Regions from separate parts of the Homo sapiens genome. Here region 2 is linked to region 1. Evidence: chromatin contacts called from ENCODE Hi-C or POLR2A ChIA-PET data. All regions are on one chromosome and are shown on one strand. Each heading gives the region's core, a stretch centred on a gene start or an enhancer-like site at or near the end of the contact. The rest is flanking DNA. Distances are from core to core; before and after follow the strand shown.

Region 1 (2,709 bases), core at 102-2,601:
GATCACCTTTTGGTGGCTCTTTTAGCTGGGCCTCAAGAGAGATTTGAGGAACCGAACCTTTAACAGCAGCATCCTTTGCGGCATTATCAGCCAAGACTGTTTCCTCTAGCTTCCGCAGAGGTTAACCTTGAATGTCCGGGAGTTTCCATAATAGCCAAGGCAGCTGGCAGCTGGATGGCATCCAGTAAGTCCCGTACATAGGATCCATTTTTAATTTGACCTCCAGTGGACGTGAGTAAACCCCTTCATTTCCATAGCAGTCCAAAATCAGGAGCAACCCCAAAGGCATATCTACTATCTGTATAGAGTAACAGATTGCCCTTTCACGAGGAGGCCAGCAAGGGCAGTGAGTTTAGCTTTTCGTGCAAAAGTAGCCACAGGGGCCAGGCGCAGCAGCTCACACCTGTAATCCCAGCACTTTGGGAGGCCGAGGTAGGCAGATTACTTGAGGTCAGGAGTTCAGGAAGACTGGCCAACATGACGAAACCCTGTCTCTACTAAAAATACAAAAAAATTAGCTGGGCATGGTGGTGGGTGCCTGTAATCCCAGCTACTCGGGAGGCTGAGGCAGGAAAATTGCTTGAATCCAGTGGGCAGAGGTTGCAGTGAGCTGAGATTGCGCCACTGTACTCCAGCTTGGGCAACAGAGCAAGACTCCATCTCAAAAGAAAAAAAAAAAAGTAGCCACAGGTAAGGGGCGGCTTCAGCAACTTCGAAGGAAGTGGTAACTACATATCTTACACAGTTTTTACCATTGTCATCTTTCAGATACGATCCATCTATATCCATAGTTCAGCCAGTTCAGCATTATCTAGCGGAAATTCTTGTAAACATTTTTTAGGGAATCAAAAGATAGTGTCAAACAGTCATGGAGAGCTGTGTGCAGTGGCTCACACCTGTAATCCCAGCACTTTGGGAGGCCAAGGTGGGTGGATCACCTGAGGTCAAGAGTTCGAGACCAGCATGGCCAACATATAGTGAAACCCCATCTCTATTAAAAATACAAAAAATTAGCCAGGGGTGGTGGCGGGCACCTGTAATCCCAGCTACTCGGGAGACTGAGGCTGGAGAATCACTTGAACCCGGGAGGCCAGAGGTTGCAGTGAGCCGAGATTGCGCCACTGCACTCCAGCCTGGGCAACAGAGCTAGACTCCGTCTCAAAAAAAAAAAAAAAACAACCTGTGGGCCTATGCCTGTATTCCCTTAGGCTTTCCCATGGTGGTTGTGGATTGGCTATTTTAAAGAAAACACGCTTGAAGGGGGAACTTATTTACATCGCTCTGATGTTGACCATCCCATAGGGCCATGGTCAGCCACTGTAGGATGTTGTTGGATTTTGGATTGGTGAGATGAGGAACAAGTGGGCTAAACTGCAAGCCACAAGGGGAAGGGGAAGTTTTACTAGGCCAAGGTGATGAGGTTTCGTTGAGTTTCAAACAATGTATGTCAGGCCTAAAAGTGGATGCCAAGGCAGCAAGTATATTGTAACACATTTATGACAGGCATGCAGAGGGATTGGAGAATGGGTAACTCAGGGTGAAAATACTCCCTCCCCTGTTCTGCTAAGGGTCACCACGTTCTGAAGCTGGAGAACTAGGGGTCAGGCAACCCATGGCAAGTACAGCCCAGCCAGCCCTCAGCCAGTTCAAGATACTGATGCTGTCGTGAGAGGCAGCCAGGGCTCTGACGGAGGCCCGCAAGATGGGGAATCTGCCAGCAGTTGCTGCCAAGTTGCAGGCCACACTTTGTTCACGGGAGAATGCAGGCTGCACGCTGGCACTACCAAGGGCACAGGCTCAGGCAAGTTGACCTGTCAATATCATGAGAGGCTACGAAATAAAGACCCTAACTCAGCCTGCATGGCTGTGATAGAAATGGCTGTGGACCCTACACCCTACCCGCACCCACGGTCATCATCAGACCGGCCAGGCATAGGCACGCCCACTTTTTAGGCTGACAAGTACCTCCAGCAGGTGCTGCTGGACCGTTACATCCTCATTATCATTGCATCAGAGCATTTGACCACCGGCCATGCCCAGCTGGCTCGCGAGATCCTGCAGCAGGGCGTTTCTCCTTCCTCTGCTCCAAGATGGAGTTTGCCACCCCCAAAGCTGCCACCCCAGCACCTTCTCTGAGGAGAGTGGGCTCAGCCAGATCCTGGATGGCTGTCAACAGTAGCTGGAAGGTCAGGGACATGCTCTGGGGTACTGGTGGCAGAGAAGGAGAGCCTGGACCCTTGAGATACTGCCCACCCCTTCCCCTTCGTCTTCCAGCAGAGGCCCAGAGTGGGAAAAGAGGTCACCCCCGGTACCAGCGCATGACTGAACTAGACTTTGTAGTGAAATAATGCTTTTTAGCTGCCATTCCCTAACAGTCGGCACTTCTCAGTCACTGGTGATAGAGACCAATCGCTTGCATTAAGGAGAAAGAGTATGTATTGGCTCATTTATTTGCAAAGTTAGAGGATTGCAAAATGCTATGTGCCCAATGCAGACCTGGCACCTGTGGATGATGGTGGCATTTAACATTTATTGAGGCTCAGCATAGGTCAGGCACTGATATGGTTTGGATCTGTGTCCCCACCAGATCTCATGTCAACTTGTAGTTTGTAGTCACCACTGTTGGAGGTGGGGCCTGGCGGGAGGGACGGCATCATGGGGGTGGTTTCTCATGGTTCAGCGCCAGCCCCTTGGTACTGTCCTCACAAT
Region 2 (2,709 bases), core at 120-2,619, 110 kb before region 1:
CCTGACCTCGTGATCCACCCGCCTCGGCCTCCCAAAGTGCTGGGATTACAGGCGTGAGCCACCGCGCCCAGCCTACTTATTTATATTTTTTAAGAGACAGGGTCTCGCTCAGTTGCCCAGGCTGGAGTGCAGTAGGGTGATCTGTAGGAAAGGGGCTTCCAGGCCTTAACTCATGTACTCCCCCATAACCAGGTTGGGAGGTTAGCTCACTGTAACCTCAAACTCCTGTGCTCAAGGTACCCTACTAGCCCCTAGGAGAGCAGCTGGGACTACAGGTATGCGCCACCATGCCAGGCTTAATTTTTACTTTTTTTTTTTTTTTTTTTTTTTGTAGAGACGGGGGTCTCACTATATTGCCCAGGCTGGTCTTGAACTCCTGGTCTCAAGCGATCCTCCTGCCTTAGCCTCCCAAAGTATTGGTATCACTGCAACTAGCCCAAAGAATTAATATAGCTATGTTCCATGTGATATTTGGGACATACTTTTCTAAAAGGTTGTATCTTTTGGATATAATTGTTTATCTGAAATTCAAATTTAACTAGACATTGTATATTTTATACGGCAACCACACACCTGGGACAATCAAGACATTCCCTGAAGTTACCAGGAGACAATGCCCATCAGCCTACACTTTTCCAAGCCCACGTCACACAAGGCCCCTTCCAGAGTATTCCAGACGTCAGGTAGGGCCATCCCTTGGTTCACAAGTCCCACTCCTACCACGCCTATGGCAGCCAAACTGAAAGGCAAACACAGTGCTGGAGACCCCACAATGCCCTGGGCCTATAGCAGTCAATTCCCAAGATGCCCCGCGTGAACACAATAGGCACCCGTTCCAATGCTCGAGCAAAGAGACCAGGGCAAAACCTTCCACTACGGGACAATAACGGCCAGTTCCCACAATTCGTTGTGGCAGTTCTTCCCAGGATGCCTTAGGCCTATAGCGACCACCTTCCCAGACTCCCCGTGTGGAAGCGCTCCAAGCCTCCAGGACGGTCAGCGGCAGGTGTGGGATAAAAGGAACCGGTCTCGACAAGGATCTGGGACACTCTTTCCCAGGATGCACCAGGCCTACGACTAGCGGACCGACTCCCACAGCGCTTCAAGGCGGAGCGCTCGGTTCTCCCAGGATGCCCCAGGGCGGCACAAACGCGTAGGGGGAGAAAAAGAAGCCCTCGGGTCACCACGGCCCCAGACCGCCGGCTCCCCGGTGACGGGAGTCGTCGCTCCCATCATGCAGCGGGGCCGTAGCGCCCGCTTCCCGGCATGCCTCGCGCACCCCTGCCCGGGACACTCACCGGCGCCGGCGGCCCCCGCTCCGGCTCTGCGGCGGCGGCTGCACGCCCAGCCTCTGCGCCTGCGTCGCAAGTAGGGTAGGACAGCGCGCAGGGGGCGTGAAGAGCCTAGGGCGCTTGCGCGGCGAGACGGACTAGTCCTGTAGCGCTGTGGGAAGAGGGGCTATGCGCGTCGGGCCGTCGACGAGACCCGCGCGGGGGGCGCCGTGCTTTGCCCCTCGCTGCCTGGGTTTACTTGGTACAGCCCGCGGCCCAAAGGAACAAGAAGCTGAAGGGTTCGCGCGTGCGTGTGCGGGGCAGGAACGCGCCTTACAAAACTGGGATGCGCTGGGGGTGGAGGGCGCTAGTTCGGACTGGATCCTGGGCCCGAGGCCTGCTTATTTGCATAATCCTAGCGCGGGACAATGAAAGGCCTCCCGCACTGGAAGGAGTGATTTGCATATTCCCCGGAGGGGCCTTACTCCAGAGCGCAGTGATTAGCATATGGCGGGGGCAACCTGAGCAAAGCGCATGCGCGCAGGGACTGCAGACTGACGCGAAGTGGGTAGCCTTGTCTTCGTAGGGGATCAGTTTGCATCCTGAGAGAGGGCACGAGGGCCAGGACCCCTCCCAACCAGGATAAAGGTTTATTGATCTCCTAGGTGTCAGGCCCCATGCTGGCGGATTCTGTGGTTTCTGCAGTGAACCATACTCCTGTACTCACGGCACCCCAGTCGAAGGAGATACGCACCTAATTAGACAACTACTACCCAGAAGGTCAGACCTGGAGTGAGGAACACAGGGGGCTGTGGGAGCCTAAGAGGCGCTTGCCCCGGCCTCTGGTTCTAGAAAGACTTCCAGGAGGTGGTGATCCTTAAGCCAAGTACGAATAGGAGCCAACTAGAATGGGAATGGGTCTGGCAGAATGAACTGCAAGCGCCAAGGCCCAGAGGCCAAAAAAAAAAAAAAAAAAATAGAAGCGCATGTTTTGATTGAGGAAGCAAGAGCAGCTTAGTATGCCTAGAACCTAACTGGAGACGGGAAATGGTTCTATAGACGATGTTAGAGTTCAACTATGGCTACATTCCAGTCTTCCTGTAAGTGACTTTGTCACATTCTGGCTTAAAACTCCCCCAAAGGGATCCCATTAGGAAAAAAAAAAAATCCAAAAATCTTTATCATGGCCTCAGGGCTATACACCTGGTCTGGCCGTGCTTATCTTTCTGACCCCACCTACTTCCTCCTCCCTCCATTTCTGTCCAGCTCCACCTTACCCCAAACTCTTTACCAGCTCGGGCCTCTGCTCTTGCCGTTCCCTCCGCCTGAAAATGCTTTTCCCTCTGACCTTTGAATACCTACTCTTGTGCTCACCATTCATATCTTGGTACAGATGTCAATCTGAGAGGCTTTTCCTGATCTCTCCATAATAGCACTT

The links. A loop is a pair of places that touch in the nucleus more often than their neighbours do. ChIA-PET counts read pairs that join two places held with the same protein, here RNA polymerase II (POLR2A). Pooled maps may share reads with other maps.
Region 2: a loop to region 1 is called in a pooled map, with 3 times the contacts of the local background. The contact joins the promoter of ZNF428 here to the enhancer-like site in region 1. A Hi-C loop is called at or near these places in 1 of 37 single-sample maps with no recorded cell type and 2 of 50 pooled maps. POLR2A ChIA-PET finds 5 or more read pairs at or near these places in 5 of 52 experiments (GM10248, PC-9, Panc1 and 2 more).

Annotation. Positions count from the first base shown.
Region 1 is chr19:43,725,565-43,728,273 of GRCh38, forward strand. It overlaps SMG9 (SMG9 nonsense mediated mRNA decay factor), which reads right to left. Exons shown (of 14, transcript NM_019108.4): 14 at 2,419-2,709. Among named protein-coding and RNA genes, the nearest start is that of IRGC, 11 kb to the left of the region's middle. Within about 2 kb of position 1,352, at least 5 of the 41 ENCODE cell types and tissues checked have a DNase peak (open chromatin) inside an H3K27ac peak, as active enhancers do.
Region 2 is chr19:43,618,260-43,620,968 of GRCh38, forward strand. ZNF428 (zinc finger protein 428) reads right to left here and starts at 1,370. Exons shown (of 3, transcript NM_182498.4): 1 at 1,299-1,370. It overlaps LOC105372411 (a long non-coding RNA gene), which reads left to right and starts at 802. Exons shown (of 4, transcript XR_001753942.2): 1 at 802-1,373. RefSeq lists an enhancer at 729-1,379 and a silencer at 1,184-1,423.